Linked DNA regions of Homo sapiens: region 2 is linked to region 1. A link is a loop called in an ENCODE intact Hi-C map of the cell type or tissue named here. Cell type or tissue: heart right ventricle. All regions are shown on one strand. Links, peaks and the distances in the headings refer to the core of each region. The heading gives the core; the rest is flanking DNA.

Evidence for each region. A loop is a pair of places that touch in the nucleus more often than their neighbours do. Peaks named below come from ENCODE experiments on the same cell type or tissue, not always from the same donor. Only the 100,000 strongest peaks of a DNase experiment are listed, where the experiment ranks them.
Region 2: it touches region 1 in a loop (2.2-fold over the local background); 3 of 110 quality-filtered maps call a loop at or near these places.

Annotation. Positions count from the first base shown.
Region 1 is chr6:129,241,133-129,249,132 of GRCh38, forward strand. The region is part of intron 12 of LAMA2 (laminin subunit alpha 2); the gene reads left to right. Among named protein-coding and RNA genes, the nearest start is that of LAMA2, 360 kb to the left of the region's middle. In heart right ventricle, for the core only: no CTCF peak of the experiment used is centred there; no DNase peak of the experiment used is centred there; H3K27ac peaks cover 2,827 bases.
Region 2 is chr6:128,815,590-128,832,461 of GRCh38, forward strand. No RefSeq gene overlaps it. Among named protein-coding and RNA genes, the nearest start is that of LAMA2, 59 kb to the right of the region's middle. In heart right ventricle, for the core only: no CTCF peak of the experiment used is centred there; DNase peaks (open chromatin) are centred at 6,987 and 11,241; H3K27ac peaks cover 782 bases.

The sequences.
Region 1 (8,000 bases), core at 1-8,000:
ACAAATTTATCCCAGTTTTTTATGCCTTCTCTATGTGTAATACATTGAAGTGATATATGGTGTTGAATGTGATTAAAATTCAGCAGATACTTATGCAAGATCTACTATCTATAAGATGCTTATGCAAAATTCCATAGGGAAACATTAAGACGTGAATAAAATCTGAATTGGGCCATCACTATGATCTCTCCCCAAAACGTGGGATTTTCAAGTGCATTTAGAATTATGAAATAAACCACTAGGTTTTTAGTGTGAAATGTTTACAGTATTTTAATTTTGAAAACTATACTTATTAAAACAGTATGACAACATTTATTGAATACATGTTATGTGCTAGGTACCAAGTGGGGAGTTTTATGTTTATTTTCTCATTTCATCCTAAGAGCAAACTTCGGAGGTAGGTGTGATTCGTCTCATTTTAGTGAAAATTCACTGATGCTCTGAAAGCAAAATTAACTTTCCCAAGGGCCTTGTAGTGCTTAAAGGCAGAATCAAAATCCACAACCAGCTCTGGAAAATCTCCAGAAATGAGCTTAATTTTTTGTGTGATTTATATATGACTCCAATATTAACAGACATGTCAAACAACTAACACAACCCTTTACCTGTTTATTTTGGAAGAAGACACTTAAAATGTATTTTATTACCCTGTTGATTCTCCTCTGGAGTGTGACTTAGTATCCATTGCACCTTTGGGATTCTTATCTTCTAAAATTCACAACCACTTTCTACTGCTGTAAGAAAGAATCACCTGCAGAGTTCACGAATGAGGGAAGAGTGAAAAGGGAATAGTGGCAGATCAATACCACTTGGCATCACATCAAAATAGTATTCCAAGGTTGGTGTTCTGGCTTCTGCTTTTCTGGGAAATACGTTGTCTGCTATTTCAAAATGCCCTCCATCTGAATAATGTAACCTGAAATTCATTCAACTCATATTTAGCACTTTAGGCCATATCCAGGGTTGTGGAAGGTGTACGTAAGCAATGAGGATTGCCTACAAGGCAAGATGAGAACTCTGTTTTCTATACTTTCTATTGTTCCTCCCTTTGCAACAGAAGTAGAAAGGGCCATACCATAGCCATCTACTGTCCAACATGATGAATATCCTTAAAGACAAAATCTTTAAGCAGTAAGTGAAAGGTTAACTACAATTCTCATTTAAAAAGAAAATTGCATTGCTGATATCTCTTTGTTACATAAATTTTCCACAAGGATTATACATTTTCTTTTTATTCATTTGTTATCTATTTGACAATAGCAAGCCTGTTTCTCTTTAGCTTAAAGGAACTTGGATTAAAATTTTTTCTGTTATTTTAATCAGCATTGATGTTGTATATTATGAGCGTGTGGCTTTTTGTTTTCTTGGCAGAGACCTTGAAAAAATTTTGAACCCTAGTCAATAAGAAATCTCTGTATTAATATAAAACTATAACTTATGGTTTATTTGATTAGATCAATGTTTAATTATGGATAACATGTATTTTTTGCACTGAATATTTACACACAAATTAATCTAGCCCATAGTAAAAGTGCTAATGGAATGTTTCATCCAAACATAAGTTAGTAAATGGAAAACAAACAGCTGTTGCAAAGACCCTGTTTTTGGGTCTGGGCCTAACAGCACGAAGCACTTCAGAGAATTTCACCACTACCATTTACTCACATCTGTTGAGATTGTACTATTTCAACTCAAGATTTGATCAGTGTATGTCATAAAGTAACAAGTAGTACGCTAAGTCAGAAAACTTAAAGGAAACATTAAATACTCATTTCCTATATGGAATGTTGCCTTTCTAAGCACATCATCTTCTTCTATGTGATGTTTTGCAAATCTATTCATAGGAGATTTATATTTTCAAGTGTGCTCAAATGGATCTGTGTTGGGGAAAGATACGTGAAATAAGAAAATAAAAGCTAATCCATTTGTTTTAAAATTTTGTCTGCCTACCACATTTTGTTGGACTTCTTGTTATATGAGAACTCCTAATTGTCTGGTTTTCAATTGCAGCCAAAAGCATTCTTACCTGATCAAACTCTTCAAATTCTATTTACTTTGAATTATAGCTGAGTACATGGAAAGTATAATTGGGCCTTACTTTGTTACACAGCAGACAAAACATATGCTCAAGATAGGTCAGTGCTATTCCAGTGAATAAACATTTTAACAAAAATTTGTATGAGAAATTCATGTTGGCCTCTCATTCCTCTCTATATGCCTTTCACAGTTACTCTTTTTCCCCTTGCCAATCAAAACACTATAATGAATATCTCTTGGCCTTAACGATAAGAAACACTGTATATAAATATTGTCTAGGCTGTATTTTATGAGAATGTGGAGTTATATGAAATGTAGGAAGAAAAAATATGAGTGAGTAATCCTGTGAGCAGTGGACGGGCTGAGCTTCTAGGACACTGATAAGCAATCAGTGTTAGTTACACTTGAGGCAGTATCTCTGGTGGTCTGTTCCAGAACTATGTCCTTGACTCTGTCACATTCATACTTTTCATCACTACTTTTTATACTTCTGCAATTTAGGTCACCCAATACAGGTTATCTTATCAGGTTAAACTGATTGTAGTGGTCACATTGAAAAAGAAAAAAAAAATCCCAAATTCAGGACTTTTCCCAACCAGTTCTAATTAATGCACGTGTGAAAGGACATAGTTATTGTGAAAAGAAATGCTATCAAAACAGTCTAATGGCTACAAGAAGAAAAAGAAAAGAAGAAGAAGAAGGAGGAGGAAGAGGAGAAGGAGATGAAGAAGAAAGCTAAGGAGAAGATGGGTAACAGGAAAAAAAGAGGGCAGGAAAAGCAGATAGGAAGGAAAAAAAAGGTGGAAGAGAGAAATGAATGCAGGCAGGCAGGATGTTTTCCTCGAGGTTTTTTATTTATATCCCCTGGACTGCATAACTCAGTTTATTCCCTTCTAAACCAACTTTTCTAGAATGTGTTGTCTCTGTTCGACACCTACAACTCTGGTTCATTTTCTATGCATTAAGGATGATGTAACTTTAAAACCTCTCATGTAAATTCTGCCTGTTTTCTAATTCTACAATCCTCTTGTTTATGTTCTATTCTAATAATTATCGAGCTTTTAAAGAAGAGAAATCTGTTCTTAACTCAAATTTATACATACACTGAAGGAAATAACAAAACCTTGAAGTAAAACACTGTTTCTATGATAAAAGAGAGCTCTACAAATAGATGCATGAATAAACACTTCTATGGGAGGGATACCTTTTCAGAGTTTAAGGCTCGCGGGCTTTGGGATCTAAGAAGATGAATCGCTTGCCCTGTTTGTGATCCTAAATGGAAATTGACAGATATGTTTAATTTATCCTGCTCAGTATTATAAAGCCTTTTTCTCATTTGATTTTTGTGTATCCCTCCTGAAATATTTGCTCTGGTAAGCAAAAGCAAATATTAGGTTTTACACTCCATTTAGTGAAATAACAGTGATGATAATCTGACATCAGAGAACCAAATGTTCCAGGCTTATTTCATGAAAAGGATTTCCTCTCCAGAAACATTATCCTCAATAGGTTATCCCATCCTTCATTCCTCAATTCATATTTCTTGAGATTGAGAGGGAAAAAAAAAGAGGCCAGACCACAAGTAGCCTACTGCTAAATTCTTTTATGAAGCTTAGTTTTATGAATTACCTTTTAGCCTTCTCCAGTCATGTGGGAAAACTTTCCTGCCTCATTAAATCTTTAATGCAATGTGCACCATGCACACTGTATTGTTATTTGTGACATTAGGTTATATATTGCATAGTAACTATAATATTACTTGCAAACAAGCTGGTTTTTCCCCCTGAAGGTAGAATTAAAACAGGTACTCATGGGAAACAGCTACTTGTGTTCTTCTTTTCTTAATGGGGTGAAGCTGAAGAACAGGAAAGTGAATGGCTTAGCCTAGAACCATCTCCAGGAATGGAGGTAAATTTTTTCCTGCAGTGCCTTCTCAATTTGATATCTGAATCTCCCTGAAGAGAATTTGCCTTAGTAGATATGGAGAAAGAGGGAAAAGGCCAAGCCTTTGGAGACCCTTATGAAATGGAATGAACCGCTCTCACTAAATTCACTTTCTCTTTGTATTGAAAAGAGATATAATTTTCATCCCTAGTAAATATAGTCGAATCCATCCAGTAATATAAGAATTGCCTCAAAGTGAACTAAAATTGCACTTACTCCTACCTGTGGAAAACCATATTTCTCTAGCCAAGAGAACAATGACAGATTAGTTCCTAAATAGCAGGAGAAAATGAAATGTTCTATTGGCTGAACACACAGTGCTCTGTAAAATCAGAGAAATCAATATTGTCCCCAAAATGAACTAATTTGAAAGTCTCAAAGATGTTCAATTTTATGAAAGACTCGTAAAATTAATAAATGAGTCTGCAAAGTCCAAAAATGTGGAAAATTACAGTTATTTGCAGTACGTATAACTTACCAAGACCACTTATATTTTGTTAGAATTTTTCAATGAATGTTAATGGATGAATTTTTTTATATAGAGTTCTCCCTGTTTGGAATCTTTTAGTTCCCTTATTTACTGTGGTTGCCACTGACTCTGCATCAGGCTTTGGAAATATCACTAAAAAACTGTTTTTTCTTTAGTCTTCTTACTAGTCAAATATCAGCTAAACAAACAAAGAAAATAAGTGTTTGAATGGTCAGAGAACTATAAGAATGAGAATTCTGGCAGGAAAATTCATTTTTAAAAATCCAAGTAACAGAATGGATAAATATAAAAAGAGGCTAGATCAGACATACCCAGACATTCTCAGTTCAGAATGTTCATAGCGTATTCATAATTTTTTCATAGTGCCTCCTTGACCAACAGAAATAAGCCACAGTTCTATTTCTTAAGTAGTTAGTGCCAAACAACTTAATAAATATTCATGTTTTAACAACCTAGCAATTGTTTAAAAAGAAAATGGACAGAAAATAATAATTTTTTTCATAAATAACCAGAATCACTTACTGATGGGATGTGGTACCTTTGGGGTAGTATATACCTTCTCAAACTTGAGTATCAGATTGGATAATGCTATCCTTATTTCCTTTTCCACATTGACTTTTGTGCAGTTCTTGCTTTTAATTACAGTCTCTTCTGAAAACCTTTCTTAATAAAGATATAAAGTGGCCTAAAGTACAAGTAAGCAGAAACATGGCTCAAAATGTTGAGAACATTCTTAAGTGGAATATAGCATGTTCTAAGGTTTCAACTTGTGAACCACCTTGAATTAGTTATTGCAGTGCCCAACAGATATTTAGTATTGCTGTGTGTCCTTCAAATGTTTACAATATTCCACTGTGCCTTTGTGAGTTCACTGCAGCACCCTGGGGCACCTCTACACACAGTTTGTGAACACAGGGGTAGATAGATCCTAGAGGCATTGAAACTACACGGAAACTTGAATGACGTTAGGGATCCCAGAGCCACTGGGGAATCTTCATTAGGGAAGTGCAACAACATATGAAATAGCTCATTAAACTTTCCCTATCAAAAAAACTGAAGTCAGAGAGATGAATTCAGATGCTTGATGAGAACCTACTTGGTAATGGATTTGAAGGAGAGAGTAAACGTTAGGATACTGAAGGGATTCTAAGAGAGTGCAGAAGCGAGGGCAAGGAGGCACAAAACGAAGGCGGCACCTGGAACATGGAGGAGTGGACAGATGGAGAAGAGGCAGAGAATTCTTTATCTAAAGCAAGAGGAAAGGGCAACGTATACTCAGAATATTCTCAAAGCTTTTTCCCTGAATAATAGCATCCTTCAGAAAAGAAGTCTTGTAACTGACTCATTGCAAAGTCTCTTACACAATGGTATGTACTCTTTGGGGAAGACACAACTGGAAACAACACCAGGAAAAGCTTGATTTTACAGCTTATGGAAAGATTGTGGAGTTGAAGGAAAAATAGAAGGAAAGAAATTTTAAAAAGAATAAGTTAATATTCCTAGGGGTGCATCCTCTAAATTGCAGAGTGATATCTTAAGCAATCCTTTTAAGAATTACTTAAGAGCCTGAGCGTGGTGGCTCACACCTGTAATCCCAGCACTTTGGGAGACGGAGGTGAGTAGATTGCTTGAGGTTAGGAGTTCAAGACCAGCCTGGCCAACATGGCGAAATCCCATCTCTACAAAAAATACAAAAAATTATGCAGTCATGATGGCACACACCTGTAGTCCCAGATACTCGGGAGGCTGAGGCACAAGAACTGCTTAAGCCTGGGAGGAGGAGGTTGCAGTGAGCTAAGATGGTGCCACTCCACATCAGCCTGAATGACAGAGCAAGACTCTAGGTCAAAAAATAAAGAAAGACAGAATTACTTAAGTAAGTACTTGACTAACTGGTTATATAAATGTGATCATAAACGCATACCTTTAGGGTAAATGAAAAAGACATTGATTCTAATATTGTGTAAATGGGTAACTGTGGCTTGGGAAAAAAACATCTAGTAACAGTATCCTGAAAATTGTTTAAATGGTCCGTGTTTCACACAACTTAAATGGAAGTAAAACAGCTTCGCTCATGACAATTTTCAGGCAATTCAAAATACGTTGTAATAATGGCAAACATGAGTATCAGAGATACACAAAAGAGTTTAGAAAAAAATCATTTTATGAAATATGAGCTAAAACAATGTTTTACTATTATCGCTATTATTATTAGCCCTCAGCAGAATAGGGTAAATTATTTCTATTCCTTAGTTCATGTTTTATATTATCGCTGACCTGCATGAGGAGCCCCTATTTTTCTGCGTATTTATTTGTTCCTCTTTTCCCCCTTCCCACCTCTAATTCCTCTCTCATAGTATTTTAGTTTATGTCAGGGATCCCCAACTCCCGGGCTATACAGGTCTGTGGCCTGTTAAGAATTGGGCGGCACAACAGGAGGTAAGCATCAGGCAAGTGAGCATCACTGCCTGAGCTCTACCGCCTGTCAGATCAGCGGTGGTATTAGATTCTCACAGGAGCAGGAACCTTATTGTGAACTGCGCATGCGAGGGATCTAGGCTGCACGCTCCTTATGAGAATCTAATGCCCGATGATCTGATGTGGAACAGTTTTATCCCAAAACCCCTCCTCTGTGTCCATGGAAAAATTGTCTTCCACGAAACCCATGCCTGATGCCAAAAAGGTGGGGAGTGCTGCAAGTTTCCATTATATGTGACTTTATTATAAATAGGTATGAAAAACACATTAGCAAATCAAGTATCATAGGTGATCTTTTTCTACTTCATCTATAGTCGTAACAGCTTTGACATTCAAATTATACACACTTTGACTCTTTTTATTGACAAAATGGAAAATTATCCTTAATTCAAAATGTATTTTATTTGAGCATATGTGGTGATTTCATATATTAAGTTGATATTTTTCTTTCCTTTTTAGAGAAGCCATATTCAAGAAAAATAGCATGTAATTCAAATTTTAAATAATCAAAATAGATTTGAAAGCTCAAAATTTTGGAACATTATAGGCCTATGTCCCAATATTCTTCCCAAACCTCCTTTCAAACGTATTTATTAATTTAGAAAATTCTAAATAGTTCAGTCCTTGTTTGAAATATATACAACATAAAACTTTTTTTTCTCCTGCCTTTCTAGAATCCTTTTATTGAGAAAATGTGTAGCTGATCTGAAGAAGCATGCTGTGTGAAATTTTGAATGTTTATCTTAATAGAACCTAAAATCTTCCACATAGGTTCACCCCTCATTACTCACAATAATGCCAAGTGCTGTAGTCCAGGCAGATATTTATTATTTTATATGTGAAAAGACATTCGAATAAGGCCATTTCTCAGTGGATTAGGGGAATCAGAGTTTTCTGAATTTAAGTTCCTTATAGAGCCCCATGTAATGAGCTCTTAGAAGACATTGCAGAGCTGCAATTTAAAATCCTGTTTAATCAGCCGTAGCGAGCTATGTGCCATTCTCTGTGGAACACTAAGAGGAATCAGGGTTCTTCCTCCTCCATCCAGTAC
Region 2 (16,872 bases), core at 3,718-11,717, 420 kb before region 1:
CAGTTTGATTCTACTCGCCGGCAGGTTTTCGAAGGCATATTGCTTGAGCTTTGTTTTTTGTTTTTGTTTAGTTTTAGTTTTTTAATTTTTTTACTGAGTTCAGAGGGCTCTGACTACTCCAACACCATCTGACCTTACCATGTTTTCTTAGATTGTACCTGCAAATTGAAGCCTGTTAAGTCCTTTTCTAAATCAGTTACTTGTCCAACATTTGCTTTCCACGCTTTCCAAAGCTTGGTGACTTGGGTGTTCTCTAGATCCCGTGGCTCTCAAAAGTCCTTGTGCCTTCCCTCTGCTTCCTCCTGCACAGCCAGCCAGGCTATGTGGGTCTTGTTCTTGCAGTTTATATCCTCACCTATTAGTATTTTAAGGTTTGTGAGGATAACTTACCACCCAGTATTGATGTAGAGGTTGTCCATGGTTTTTGATGGTCGTACTCCAAGTGCTCTGTCTGTTTTTATGGGAACATTAGGGAAGATAAAATGCCATACATATTAGTTTGCTAGGGTGCAAAAGCAAAGTGCCTGAGACTAGGTGGCTTAAACTCCCCATTCTGGAGGCTGGAAGTCCAAAATCAAGGTGTCAGCAGGTTAGTTCTTTCTGAGGGCTATGATAAAAGAACCTGTTCTAGGCCTCTCTACTTGGCTTGTGGAGAGTCATCTTCTTTCTTGGGGTGGACATAATTCAAACCACAACACTACATAACAACGGCTGACTTTCGATCTTTATTTTCTTATTTAATTTTTTTATTTATAAATCAAAAATTAAAGCACTTTACTTAATCCATCATATGTAGTTATAAAGTCCATAAAAGAAGATTGCTGTCTTTAAGGAGTTTGCAAACAAACAGAGGGATAGTTGTAATACTGAAATGCATGAAAAAGTTGAGTGTTGCACAGGTGCTTTAGGAGTTGAAACAAGAGAGCTCAATAAAGGTTTTTATAATCAGAAAAGGTTTTCTTTGAACTGAGAGTTGATCCAAGTGTTGAAGAATAACGGGAAGCATCTGCATAAATGAAAAGAGCATGTTTTCAAAGTGATGAAGGCCTAGATGTGCATGCCTGTAAGTTTATAGTGGGCCTTGGGAAGTAATGGGAAAATGTTGGATAGGAATGATGTAAGCAGCTTTTGGTGACCTTGAAGGTTAGGCAGAGTAGCTAAATTATCTAAGAAAGGAAACCGAAAGCTGATCAGTTTTGAGGCACGTTGTGTGTAAAACAAATTTAAGGAGAGTGTCAGCAATGTGCTTGATGGAGTCAAATTGAAATTAGTATTTTAATTTATAATATATAAAATAGGCTTATAATTTTTTTTTGAGACAGTCTCGCTCTGTTGCCCAGACTGGAGTACAGTGGCGCGATCTCAATTCACTGCAAGCTCCACCTCCTGAGTTCACACCATTCTCCTGCCTCAGCCTCCTGAGTAGCTGGGACTACAGGCACCCACCACCACACCTGGCTCATTTTTTTGTATTTTTAATAGAGATGGGGTTTCACCATGTTAGCCAGGATGGTCTCGATCTCCTGACTTTGTGATCCACCCGCCTCGGCCTCCCAAAGTGCTGAGATTACAGGTGTGAACCACCGTTCCCAGCCTACATCGTTTTTTTTTAATGCTGGTGGAAGTTAGGAAATAAAAATTAGCCTTGATAATATCCCAGAAGATTTGCACAATTGTTATCTCATCTACTATTTGCAAAAACACTTTGATGTGTGTGTTAGTGCTCATATATTACACATAACAAAATTAAGCCCAGAGAGTTGAAGCAACTTCCTCAAACACATATATTTCATACATGCTTAAGTTAAAATTTGAATCCAGGTCCTTCTGGCTTCAAAGTTCATGCTCTTCACTATCCTACACTGCTATATAAGAGGTTACTATGTTTTAGAGGTGTTATAAAATATATATTAGAGATCTGGCAATAAAATCATAGAGGAAGGGATAGGCATTTTAAAGATCTGGCAATAAAACTGTAGATGAAGGGATAGGCATGAGAAATTTGGGGGAAGGAAGATGAGTTAGAGAGCGATCATATATTTTTTGAGCTCATTTATGCATTCCATGAACCCAGCATATTGTGGCAACACATTAGTGTCTTTACAAACTTTTTTTATGAGAATGCAATGGTGAAACTTATTCTCAGTATTATGCAAGTCAGAATAGCATTCTATGATCTTTCCCCGCACCAGAGTAAAAATAATGTGCAGAAAATCAATAGTATCTAATTAATCATTCCTGAATATAATTTTCCTATATATTAAAAGAAAATATTTCATCGTCATTTTTGTTAAGTTAGTGGTCAACTGTCTCCTACTTATTGTGGGTATAATGGATAATTTTAGTATCAACTTGACTGGGTTAAAGGATATCTAGATAGCTGATAAAATACTATTTGAGGGTATGTGTATTAGTCCATTCTCACACTACTATTAAGGACTGCCAGAGACTGGGTATTTCATAAAGGAAAGAGGTTTAATTGACTTACAGTTTCACATGGCTAGGGAGGCCTCAGAAAATTTACAGCCATAGCTGAAGGGGAAGCAAACGTCTCCTTCTTCACATGATGGGAAGAAGGAGAAGAATGAGTACCCAGTGAAGGAGAAAGCCTCTTGTAAAATCATCAGTTCTCATGAGAACTAACTATCACAAGAACGTGATGTGGGAAACGGCTCCCATGAATCAATTATCTCTACCTGGTCCCTCCCATGACACATGGGGATTATGAGAACTACAATTCAAGATGAGATTTGGGTGGGGACACAGCCATACCATATCAGTATGTCTATGAAAATTTTTCCAGAAGAAATAGGTATTTAAATCAGTGGACTGAGTTAGGAAGATCACCCTCATCTAGTGTGGGCCAGCACTATCAAATTGGTTGAGGGCCCAGATAAAACAAAAAGTCAGAGGAAAGGTAAATTATTCCTGTTTCTCCTGGAACTGAGACACCTTTCTTTTCCTGCCCTTGGACATCACAACTTCAGTTTCTCTGGCCTTTGGACTCGGGACTTTTACCAGTGGCTTTCCAGTTCTCGGGACTTTGGCTTCATTCTCAGAGTTCATATTTGGTTCTCAGGTGTTTGAATTTGGACTGAGCCAAATGGCTTCTCTGGTTTTCTAGTTTGCAGAGATTATCATGGGACTTTTCAGACTCCATAACCACATGAGCCAATTCTGATATTAAATCATCTCATACATCTTTCTCTATATCCTAAGGGTACTGTTTGTTGAGAGAAATCTTACTAATACAATGGGTCTGAGAGAAGTCTATTTGATAGATGAAAAAGTACATAAAGAAAATTGAGAGGAGGAAAAGAGGAGCAGGAATCACTAGTCAAGTCTTGCTTTTTGTGGGGATAGCATTTAGCACAATAGCAATTCAATCATGGCATTTCGCCTCCCTCTTCCCCAGGTCTGGTTTCTGGTCTGTTATATTTCTATGTTCAGAATAAATATTGGACCTCCCTTAATTACATCACATTCTAAATAATTTAAGGATGTTAATGTGTTGTCTGCACAAAACAGGGACATGATATAAGGGATACTAATTCCCATGAAACATGGACAGAGTAAGAAGTTTCTTTCATTTAGTATTTTAAATTATGTTTTATATAATGTTAGAGATGAAGGAATTACATTAGTGCATTGTGATAAAATTTATATTATGTTAAATTATTTTCTGTTAAAATTATGAAATTATGTTAAAGATTAAGGAACATATATTTGAGCCTCATTAGTAGTCATTGAATGTTATTTTTAAAAATACTTTTGACATATTATACAATAAAAACTTTATAAAATTAAACTCTAACAATCAGGTGATAAAGTGAATGTATTAAGTTCATTTTTATTATAAAAATAAATTAATATACAGGAATCATGGAGATGTTGCCTTATGAAACTTTTTTTTTTTTTTAATTGAGACAGAGTCTCACTCAGTAACCCAGGTTGGAGTGCAGTGGTGCTATCTCAGCTCACTGCAACCTCTCCCTCCCAGGTTCAAGCGATTCTCATGCCTCAGCCTCCCGAGTAGCTGGGACTACAGGCACGTGTCACCACGCCAGGCTAATTTTTTGTATTTTTAGTAGAGATGGGGGTTTCACCATGTTGGCCAGGCTGGTCTCAAACTCCTGACCTCAAGTGATCCGCCTGCCTCAGCCTCCCAAAGTGCTGGGATTACAGGCAAGAGCCACAGCGCCTGGCCTGATTTTTTTTTTTAACCAAAGAACATTGATTAGAGTTCTGATTCCAGTAACGGTGAGTAACTTTTATCAAACTGACCCTCCTATTGACAACCATTACACCTCTAGTTTTAAAAAACTGTTTGAAGATATTAGAAAGCAATGAAAAGCACCAGAAACTTCATGGGATACAATCTTTTAAAGACAAGAAGTGAAGAAGGTAATACTTTTATTTAGTTGGTTTTCCCCCAAGGGTACTTCCCAATTTCCTGAGACATGTAGAGAAATAGAGGTCAAATAAAAATTTCCATTCTTACTGTATTGAAAGGACAGAGGCTGAAAAAGACAAGAGCAGACAGAAATTGAGGGGAAAGTCTCAGGAATGAGAGAGCCACAGAAAAGGGATATCCGCCGCTAAATTCTGGATACCAATTCTTCCCACACTTCTTTTAAGTCCTTCAATAATTCCTAAAATATGCACATGACCAGCAAGATTCAAAAGAATCCAAAGGAAAGCAGAGCTGGGAGGCCAAGAAAATGAGAAGAGACTTCAACACCTGCCCCTTGCTCAGGACAAAGTTTGCCATTTAAATGTTGCTAAGTTAAGTCTCTAGACCTGTGAGAGAATAAGTGTCTCTTGCTGAAGTCACCCAGTTTGTGTACTTTGTTACGGTAACCTTTGTAAACCAATATAATGAGCAAATCACATGCAGCCACATGTAACCAAGATAATAAATCATGACCAAGGGCAGTTTATTCCATAAACGCAAGATTGATTTATTATTTGAAATCATTCAATGTAATTTCACCACATCAAAAAAATTAAAGAAAAATATGATCAATAGATGCACAAAAATTATTTAATAAAATTCAACACTAATTCATAAGAAAAAAATATCCCAGCAAACTAGGAGTACACAGAAACATTCCTAACATGATTGAGGACAACTGTGAAAAACCTACAATTAACATAATATAACTCTTAGTCGTTCACTAATATATATGTTATTCAAATGAAAAACCAGACACTCATTGCTCTCAGCACTTCTAGTCAATGTTGAAAGTCCTAGCCAGAAAGTTAAACAAAAAGAATAAAAGCAGGCTATTTCAAGAGAATGAGAAGACAAAGCACAGGCTGGGAGAAAAAATTTTCAAAAGATACATCTGATTAAAAAAAAACTGTTATCCAAACTACACAAAGAGCTCTTAAAACTCAACAACAAGAAAATAAACAATTAGGTTATAAAACAGGCTAAAGACTTTAACAGAAACCTCACCAAAGAAGATATACGGATGGCAAAGAAGCATATGAAAAGATGCTCCACATTACATGTCATCAGGAAAACGCAAATTAAAACAACAATGAGCTATATAACTAGACACCTATTAGGATGGCCAAAATCCAGAAGGTTGACAACATCAAATACTGGCAAGGATGTGGAGCAACAAAAACTCTTGTTCATTGTTGGTGGGAAGGATATGGAGCAACAAAAACTCTTGTTCATTGTTGATGGGAATCCCAAATGGCATGACCACTGTGGAAGACAATCTGCCAAGTTTCTTACAACAAAACACACTCTTATCATTTGATCCAACAATTGTGATCCTTGCTCTCTACACAAAGGAGTTGAAAACTATGTTCACACAAAAACTTGCACTCGGATGTTTATAGCAGCTGTATTCATAATTGCCAAAACTTGGAAACAACCAAAATGTCCTTCAGTAGTTAAATAACTGTGGTACATCCAGACAAAGAGATATTATTAATGGGTAAAAAGAAATGAGCTATCACAACATGAAAAGACATTAAGCAAACTTAAATGTATATTATTAAGTGAAAGAAGCCAATCTGAAAAAGCTACCTACTGTGTAAGCCCAACTATATGACATTCTGTAAAAGGCAAAACTAAGGGGACAGAAAAAAAAAAAAGAAAAAAACAGGGAGTAGGGTGGCGATGGGAAAAGGGATGAAAAGGCAAAACACAGAGAATTTGGAGGGCAGTGGAAATATTCTATATGATACTGCAATTGTATTTACATATACAACCCTGGTGTAAACAACTAATTTCTGGTGATAATAATGAGTCAGTATAGGTTCATCAACTGTTAACAAATGTACCATTCTAGTGAAGGATGATGATAATGTTGAAATCTCTGTACCTTACTCTCAATTTTGCTGTGCACCTGAAACTGCTCAAAAAAATTAATTTTTTAAAAAAGTTATTTTTTTAAAAAGTAGGAAGATTAGAACGGAAGAAGTAAATTTTTTTTTGTTGAGGATGACATGACACATTGTATACATAAAAAAATTCTAAACATTGTAAAAATAAAGCAAAAACAAAAGCAAAAGCCTGCTAGAACTAATGAGTGGATTTAGTATGGTGACACAAATGCTTCCAGAAAACTGAAGAGGAAGGATTTCTGACCTATTCTTTTGAGGCCAGCATTACTTTGACAAATGTATTACTCTGATAAACCAGACAAATGCATTACAGGGAAAAAATTATAGAACAATATCCCTTGTTAATGTAGATTTTAAAATTAGTAACAGAATTGTAGCAAATCAAATATAATATATACAATTGATAAAGTGATATGAAAAAGTGGTGCTTATGACAGTAATACAAGTTTAGTTTAACATTTGAAAGTAAGAGAATATGACTCATTATATAAACAAACTAAAAAAGAAAAACCACATGCTTATCTCAATACATGCAGAAAAAAACATTTAAGAGAATCCAGCTTCTAGTACTATTAGAAACACTCAGCAGGCCGGGCGCCATGGCTCCAGATGCTTTGGGAGGTGAGGTGGGCAGATTTGCTTGAGCCCAGGAGTTCAAGACAAGCCTAGCCCAGCCCGCATGGCAAAACCCTGTCTCTAAAAAAATTGCAAAAATTAGCTGGTTGTGATGCTGTGCACCTGCAGTGCCAGCTACTTGGGAAGCTGAGGTGGGAAGATCTCTTGAGCCCAAGAAGCTGAGGTTGTGGTGAACCGAGATTGTACCACCACACTCCAGTCTGGGAGACAGAGCAAGACCCTGTCTCAACAAACAAACAAGCAAAAAAATGAACAAAACCATTCAGCAAATAGGAGTGGAAGGTATATTAGTCAATATTCTCCAGAGAAACAGAACTGATGCAGATGGATAGATAGATGAATAAACGGATGGATGCAGAAAGGCATGGATTGAGAGACATTCATTTCAAGGAATTAGTTCATTTGATTGTAGTAGTTAGCAAGTCTGAAATTCGGCAGGCTGATAGGCTGGAATTTCTGGCAAGATGTTGTGGTCTTGAGTTTGAAGGTAGTCTGGAGGCAGAAATTCTTCTTTTGGAGACCTTAGTCTTTTATCTTAAGGCCTTCAACTGACTGGATGAGGCCCATTTGCATAATGAAGAGCAGCCTACTTTACTCAGAATCTACTGATTTACATGTTAGTCACATCTGAACAACATGTTTACAGGAATATCTAGACTGGTGTTTGACAAAATAACTGGGCACCATAGCCTAGACAAGTTGACACATAAAATTAACTATCACGGAAGGGAATGTCTTCAACTTGATAAAAATCCATCTATGACAAACCTACAGTTAACCCCATATTTAATGGTGAAAGATTAAATGCTATCCCTCAAAGATGAGGAAGAAAGCAAGGATACTCTGTCTCATCATTTCTATTCAACATTGTATTGCAGATTTTAGCCAATACAACATAGCAAGCAAAAGAAATAAAAAGAATCCAGATTGGAAAAGAAGTTGTATTATTTGTAGCTGACATGATGGAAGAATATCCCATGGAACCTATAATAAGGCTACTCTAATTAACGAGGGAGTCTAGAAATGTTGCAGGATATAGGATCAATATGTAAAGTTAATTATGTTTTTACATATTAGTAATAAATAGGAAAATGGCATAAAATAATACTACTTAAAAATACTACATCAAAAATATAAACTAGGGAAGAACCTGACCAAAAAATGGACAAGACTTGTATCCTGAAAATTATAAAATATTGCCGAGGAAAATTAACAAAAAGCTAAATAAATGGAGAGACACACTGTGTTCATGAGTCAGAAGACTAAATATTGTTAAGATGTCAGTTCTCTAAGAACTGATTTACACATTCAATGAATTATATTCATGTACATGTTGCCCAAAGCTGCTTTAGCACTACAGTAGCCAATTTGAGTAGAAGTTGCCGCAAGGTATGGTATGGTCCATAAAGCCCAAATTATTTACTACCTAGCCTTTTACAGTAAAAGTTTGCTCTATTTCATTTTCCACACCGGTCCTAGATCTTTTTCTGGCTCCTTCCTGTATCACCTCCGACTTACACACCAGCATGCCAAACTTCAAACACATTTTCTAATGTACCATGCTATCTCTCATCTTCTGTTTCCTCTGAAAGATTGTAAGTTTTCTCTGAAATCTTCATGAGGAAGGGATTGTGTCTAATTTGTTTACTGGGGACTGGCATATAATATCTTCTCAGTAAGTAACTATTGAATGAATTAATATACAAATGTCAGCTTTGGACAAGATAGGTTTGGACCTAGGAAGAATGGTCAAAAAAAGCTTTTGTGAATATTATAATGTCACTTACCATTGTTCTTTTCCAAAAGAACTCTATGTCATTTCTCCTGGCTAGACTAGATTCCAATTTGAGATACAGAGTTACAGTTCTTAGAATCTAACTTATTTTTTTTAACAAATTGTGGAATCATATCACAAAGAATTCTTATATAAACATTTGTGAAATTAACCTTCCCTCTGATATAGCATTGATAGATTTCTGAATTTTATCTTTCAGAATTGCTTTCTGAACGTTTTTTCAATCCTATTTTAAATGAAAATAAAAATTAATTTATTGACTGATATGCTAACACAGGAGGTGAATTCCCTGGGCTCCTTTTTCAGACCAACCACTAACTTATTTTGTATAAAAAGTGCACATTTTTATTTGCAGCCCAGCTTCTTCCTATTTAAGGTGGTGAGAGAATTAGTTTCCACATAATTCCTTAATATGATTGTCGGGAGAATCAGCATCCCTGTAATATATTTAAGTACAACATTTGGAAGATCTCTGAGTGCCACTTCAGGGGTTATGGAGGAAGAACAGGTAGGCATCAGCAGCTGAGTAGAGAAGACAACAAAAAGTTACACTTTTGTTATGTAAGTAAATACTATCTTGATATTCAAAGTAAATAAATGAAGTGGTTTAAAGTACAAATGAAACTTGAAACTGGGTGATGGGAACAACCATATGATATTAGTAAGTGATATAGATGTGCCAAAGTTTTACCAGTGAAAGTTACAAATGGAAACTTGAATGAAAATTACTCATTCAAATCACTAGTTACCTAGTTTAACAATTGAAGGATCTTACCTGGGGCAACCACATTTCGGTGGAAGGAGAAGGGGCAATACAGCTCTGATACTATGTGTTTGGTAGTTTGGATTAAATGCATTAGGAACAACCTTAGGAAGGTAGAAGGTACAGTGAGATATCTAAACAATGAAGGGATGATATTTAGGAAGGAAAAGCAGGTTCATTATTTAGACATTACAAAGTTAAAAGGATGTTAGACATAGTGCTTTTTTAAGATAAGGATTTATGTCATAACCATGTATTGAATTATAAGGAAATTGGAAAAATCGATTGCAAAATATAGATTTTAAATTGGCTAGAAAGAATACAAAGTGACATCAGTCATGTTGCCCCAGAAAAATAATGTCCTAAAATCTCTCTTTGTATTTTTTTGGTGCAGAGCATTTGGCTTCCACCTGTGCAGGAAAAAAGGTGATGAGCAGAAGCTGCTATCATCCCTGCAGAACATTTTTGACTCAGCAGCTGAAAGTGACAGCTTAAGTTACAGAAAATTGGTGGAGATACAATTGTACAAATAAAAGTCATTTTTTTCTTTCAGAAGTTAGAGTGTATAAACTAAGAAACAGAAGTTTGCAAAGCCAAAAAAATCCAAACCTTAGAGAAGTAAGCAGAAACTGTTGACTTAGAGTAAAAAAATTAAAAAGATAGACAAAGAATGAACATATAATAGGATTACTGATGCGTTATGTTCTTTTTGGGTCATCTCATTGTTTCCAGAGACAAAGGAAAGATGTGTGAGAAAATAAGCAAAACAACAGCAATAAAAAAAAACACCCAACAACACTGCCAAAAAAGACACAAAACCCCAAATGTGAATATTTATGAAGAAAAATATTTATGAGGAAGGACAGACTTGAAATCAATCAATACATCTGAATTAAGTAATAATTTATCAAGTGATGTATGATGTTTCTTGAATTCATAAAGTACCTACCCTCAGAGGGAATGTGTCCTTAGAAGAAAAACAATAAACTCTTTAGAATTGGGTTTAGAGGATGGAACTTTATTCAAATTTGGAAAACAGAAACAGCTGTTTCTGAAGAGGTGCTATTATTAAGATAATAACAAAAAAATGTTAAAAAGCCTTTAGATATAGGAAAAAATCAATTTATTCAACATGGTTCCTTCAACATTGACAGATGACAGCATTGCCCATGGATGTTGGGTAGGGAAGTATGGTCCAGGTACTTTTCTGGACACTGGAGATTCTCAAGGAATTCACAGTGTCAGTTATTAAGTTGCTTACAGTATATTGAGAAGGAGATGTGGAAATAAAAAATACACTACCATATATTTTTGGAGAGGTATGCATAGAATACACATGAAATATTGATGAAAGAGCTCTTATGTCTCAAATTTTCAGAATGGATTCTCAATTTGCAGGCCAGAGAGAGATCTTACCTGCCTTATTTAGCACTGTATTTCCAGTTCCTAGACTACTGACTGGCACAGAAGAGTACTCAGCATTTTTTAAAAGAATGAACAAAAATTAAATCTGCCTTGGGATGTTAGGCTAAATTTTACTGTGGAGATGATGCATAAACCGATTCTATGGGAAAGACAGGAAAAGAATACATCAAGTTACTCAATGGCACAGAAGGACAAAACAGCTTGATAGTCTGGTCAACAGCCAATAGGTCTGAGTGGCTGCCAGCCTTGTTTGGGAGATGAAGTCTCTAAAGGCTGAAAAGCCTGGAGACGGGAGCAGGGGTTATCATTTTAGATAGATTAGACATGTGGAGGATACTGAAGGTTTGGTAGGGAATTCGCTGAGATAAAGGAAGGAAAGCACTTGCTTGAAATTTCTTCCTGAAAAAAATAGGTTTCAATACTGTGTTAAATCTGACTGTGGCAAGGTTTGAATGGGCACCGCAACCACAGCAGAGGAAGTTCTGAGACTTGGAAATGACAGAAGCAGTTTTGGAGGCTGGACTTTTGGTATGTATGGATTGCCTCTGGCCATGGGAAGGCAGGCCAGGAGAAATAGTTCCGAGGGTTGGACTAGAGCTACTCCATATTGTAGTATAAGTCATTTACTGTTCAATAATTCTCTTCCATTATCACACAGTGGTGATATCACCTAGTGGGGTTCATGTCTAAAGTTGTAGCCTGGTCTCAATTGATGGTAGGATATTGAGATAAAACCTTGGGATACCCTCATGGAAATCTGCAATGAAGCCATTGATGTCTTTTGTGGTTGCAGCTTGAATAAGACACTTTGGCACATTGTTTGGACATAGGAAGCACACATAAATGTTAGTTGCCTTTATCTTTCTTTGTCCTATATCATGAAAGGCAAATACTTATGATTTCCATGATCACAAACATTTGCCTTTCACTGCTCTTTATCAGTATCTGAATTTAGTGTCTGATCTTTTTTTTTTATGTAGACAACTTTTAATCTCCTTCCTCTGCTTAAAATGCTTACCTACTTTCTCTCCAACAAGTCATGTTAATCAAGTCGATTAAAACCTGAATATTATCTCTATAAGGATACCTAATATCAACCTAATCTTGTGTATTTATTTCCTGTGCTTGCTATTGGTTTTTCTTTATTCTCACCAGATCTTAACCAACACTTAAGGCCTCTAAGTTCCCATCTAGTGCAAAAAGATACCTTCAGCCCTACTGTGTTTGTTTGAATTCAAATTACTATTGCTTTTAGATCAGTACCACTCGTTAGGTTTTAATGATTTTGTGTGTTAGTGATGATGTCACCAATAGGTTGTAAACTCCTGACCATCGGGCCTTCTGTGTATTTGTATCCCTCACAATGCTAAATCCAAAGCTCAGCGTATACTCATTAAGTGCTTGCTACTTAAAGAGTCCACGTGTGGGTGGAAAAATGATTCTGAAGTCTCTCTACAGCCCTAACTCCTGCACCTTTTTGATTAATCAGAGTTGGGAGGTGCCTCTCTCACCACTCTTCTCTTCCAGACATCTTTATGACCTTTCTTTTGACATTCCACTATTTTCTCTCTGCCATCAACGATTTGCTCAGCTCTGCATCAATGAGATCTTTGTGATTATAAAATAACATGAGGTATGCATGGAAAGAATTTGTTGCATATCACTATAAATGAGATGTTGCTCATATGAGGTAATGTGATATGGCAAGCCCCAATCACTGGAATGTTCTTGGTGTATTATTGAACACAACAAAAATGGAACAGTTACACCATGCACATATGACTTTGCAAATTTATTCTCAGAAATGGTGAAGTAGAAACCCTAAATAGCTGCTTATAATTTGCTGTGTTATATATAAATACAACTAAGTGTAGACTTATCTCCAGCAACTGGTTTAGTAAACTGGTTATCAGCTATCTAAGGATCTTTGCTATTATATGAATACAAAATTTGAAAATGCTTGGTTGAACTTTTCTTTTGTGCTCCTTAAAGGTAGAAATAGTAAGCAAGAATATTGGAACATTTATGAAGAAAATAAATGTTTCACAAAAAATCTGTATAGAAAATTGGACTGTTGATATAAAATTGCTATCACTCTGAATATTTTCATATCATTATCTCAGAGTTTTTGAATATATCATTTTCTAAGTTATTCTAAACAGCAAATGGGAATCATGTACCCAGTTAATTGACAATTTAATTAGCTGAACTATGATAGTATTTTTCTGATGAGTAACTTGGAATATTAGTTAAGGCAAGCTGATGTATTGTCTGCATTTATTCTGCAGGCAGAACTGTGTTTTTACTTCTACTGACGATAAAAATTTTTTTAACCCCGATTTGTGACAAAGAAGGTAAGACAGTCATTTTTCTCTAACAATATCTGTGGTTGTTATTCCCAAGAGAAATTGCCTAAAGGCCCTCTTCTCCAGTTATAAGCTTTCTCAAAGACAAAAAAATCAGTCCCTCAAAAGCCATGAAGAGCCGTGGGCAAACTAGGCTTTTCCCAGTGGATTTTCCTATAGCATTCCAGGACTACTGCTTCAGCCGTGCCCCTCACTGCCGTTCAACTGGTTCTTATTTAGAAACTGAATAGAGTTATAAATTGTTAGGACAAGAGAGACTATTTGGAAATATTGGTGAGATCAATTTAACAGTGACAAGTATGCAGTCTATGCTCTCTCAATGCTATTTAAAATTAATTAAATGTGATGGGAGGCAGAACCCTAGAAGAAAAGAAAATCAATACAACTAGACATCTTTACTACTGTTTTTGATTGTTTGTTGGTTATTTTATAATGGCAAATGTAATGAAGTGAGGATTATATGTAGAACTTTTGTGTGTGTACTTACATACACTTTGTTACGTTAAGAGAACTGTTAGCTTCGGGGCGGTTCCAAGATGGCCAAATAGGAACAGCTCCAGTCTACAGCTCCCAGCGTGAGCAACGCAGAAGACGGGTGATTTCTGCTTTTCCAACTGAGGTACCGGGTTCATCTCACTGGAGTGGGTGTTGGACAGTGGGTGGAGGACAGTGGGTGCATCCCACCGAGTGAGAGCTGAAGCAGGGCAAGGCATCGCCTCACATGGGAAGTGCAAGGGGTCAGGGAATTCCCTTTTCTAGCCAAGGGAAGCCATGACAGACAGCACCTGGAAAATCGGGTCATTCCCACCCTAATACTGCGCTCTTCCAAGGGTCTTAGCAAACAGCACACCAGGAGATTATATCCTGCGCCTGGCTCAGAGGGTCCCATGCCCACGGAACCTTGCTCATTCTAGCACAGCAGTCTGAGATCTAACTGCAAGGTGGCAGTGAGGCCAGGAGGCGGGGGTGCCCGCCATTGCTGAGGCTTGAGTAGGTAAACAAAGTGGCTAGGAAGCTCCAACTGGGTGGAGCCCACTGCAGCTCAAGGAGGCCTGCCTGCTTCTGTAGACTCCACCTCTGGGGTCAGGGCATAGCCAAACAGAAGGCAGCAGAAACCTCTGCAGATTTAAATGTCTCTGTCTGACAGCTTTGAAGAGAGTAGTGGTTCTCCCAGCATGGAGTTTGAGATCTGAGAACGGACAGACTGCCTCCTCAAGTGGGTCCCTGACCCCGGAGTAGCCTAACTGGGAGGCACCCCCCAGTAGGGGCAGACTGACACCCCACACAGCTGGGTACCCCTCTGAGATGAAGCTTCCAGAGCAACAATCAGGCAGCAACATTTGCTGTTCAGCAATATTCACTGTTCTGCAGCCTCTGCTGCTGATACCGAGGCAAACAGGGTCTGGAGTGGACCTCCAGCAAACTCCAACAGACCTGCAGCTGAGGGTCCTGACAGTAAGAAGGAAAACTAACAAACAGAAAGGACATCCACACCAAAACCCCATCTATACATCACCATCATCAAAGACCAAAGGTAGATAAAACCACAAAGTTGGGGAAAAAACAGAGCAGAAAACTGAAAATTCTAAAAATCAGAGTGCCTCTCCCCCTCCAAAGGAACACAGCTCCTCACCAGTAATGGAGCAATGCTGGATGGAGAATGACTTTGACGAACTGAGAGAAGAAGGCTTCAGATGATCAAACTTCTCTGAGCTAAAGGAAGAAGTTTGAACCCATCGCAAAGAAGCTAAAAACCTTGAAAAAAGATTAGATGAATGGCTAACTGGAATAACCAGTGTAGAGAAGTCCTTAAATGACCTGATGGAGCTGAAAACCATGGCACAAGAACTACGTGACGAATGCACAAGCTTCAGTAACTGATTTGATCAAGTGGAAGAAAGGGTATCAGTGATTGAAGATCAAATGAATGAAATGAAGCGAGAAGAGAAGTTTAGAGAAAAAAGAGTAGAAAGAAACGAACAAAGCCTCCAAGAAATATGGGACTATGTGAAAAGACCAAATCTACGTCTGATTGGTGTACCTGAAAGTGAAGGGGAGAATGAAACCAAGTTAGAAAACACTCTGCAGGATATTATCCAGGAGAACTTACCTAACCTAGCAAGGCAGGCCAATGTTCAAATTCACGAAATACAGAGAACGCCACAGAGATACTCCTCGAGAAGAACAACTCCAAGACACATAATTGTCAGATTCACCAAAGTTGAAATGAAGGAAAAAATGTTAAGGGCAGCCAGAGAGAAAGGTCGGCTTACCCACAAAAAGAAGCCCATCAGACTAACAGTGGATCAGTCAGCAGAAACTCTACAAGCCAGAAGAGAGGGGGGGCCAATATTCAACATTCATAAAGGAAAGAATTTTCAACCCAGAATTTGATATACAGCCAAACTAAGCTTCATAAGTGAAGGAGAAATAAAATCTTTTATAGACAAGCAAATGCTGAGAGATTTTGTCACCACCAGGCCTGCCCTACAAGAGCTCCTGAAGGAAGCACTAAACATGGAAAGGAACAACCAGTACCAGCCACTGCAAAAACATGCCAAAATGTAAAGACCATCAATGTTGGAAGAAACTGCATCAACTAATGAGCAAAATAACCAGCTAACATCATAATGACAGGATCAAATTCGCACATAACAATATTAACCTTAAATGTAAATGGGCTAAATGCTCCAATTAAAAGACACAGACTGGCAAATTGGATAAAGAGTCAAGACCCATCAGTGTGCTGTATTCAGGAAACCCATCTCACATGCAGAGACACACATAGGCTCAAAATAAAGGGATGGAGGAAGATCTACCAAGGAAATGGAAAACAAAAAAAGGCAGGGGTTGCAATCCTAGTCTCTGATAAAACTGACTTTAAACTAACAAAGATCAAAAAAGACAAAAAAAGCCATTACATAATGGTAAAGGGATCAATTCAACAAGAAGAGCTAACTGTCCTAAACATATATGCACCCAATACAGGAGCACCCAGATTCATAAAACAAGTCCTTAGAGACTTACAAAGAGACTTAGATTCCCACACAATAATAATGGGAGACTTTAACACCCCACTGTCAACATTAGACAGATCAACGAGACAGAAAGTTAACAAGGATATCCAGGAATTGAACTCAGCTCTGCACCAAGCAGACCTAATAGACATCTACAGAACTCTCCACCCCATATCAACAAAATATACCTTCTTCTCAGCACCACATTGCACTTATTCCAAAATTGACCACATAGTTGGAAGTAAAGCACTCCTTAGCAAATGTAAAAGATCAGAAATTATAACAAACTGTCTCTCAGACCACAGTGCAATCAAACTAGAACTCAGGATTAAGAAACTCACTCAAAAGCTCTCATCTACATGGAAACTGAACAACCTGCTCCTGAATGACTACTGGGTACATAACGAAATGAAGGCAGAAATAAAGATGTTCTTTGAAACCAACAAGAACAAAGACACAACATACCAGAATCTCTGGGACACATTCAAAGCAGTGTGTAGAGGG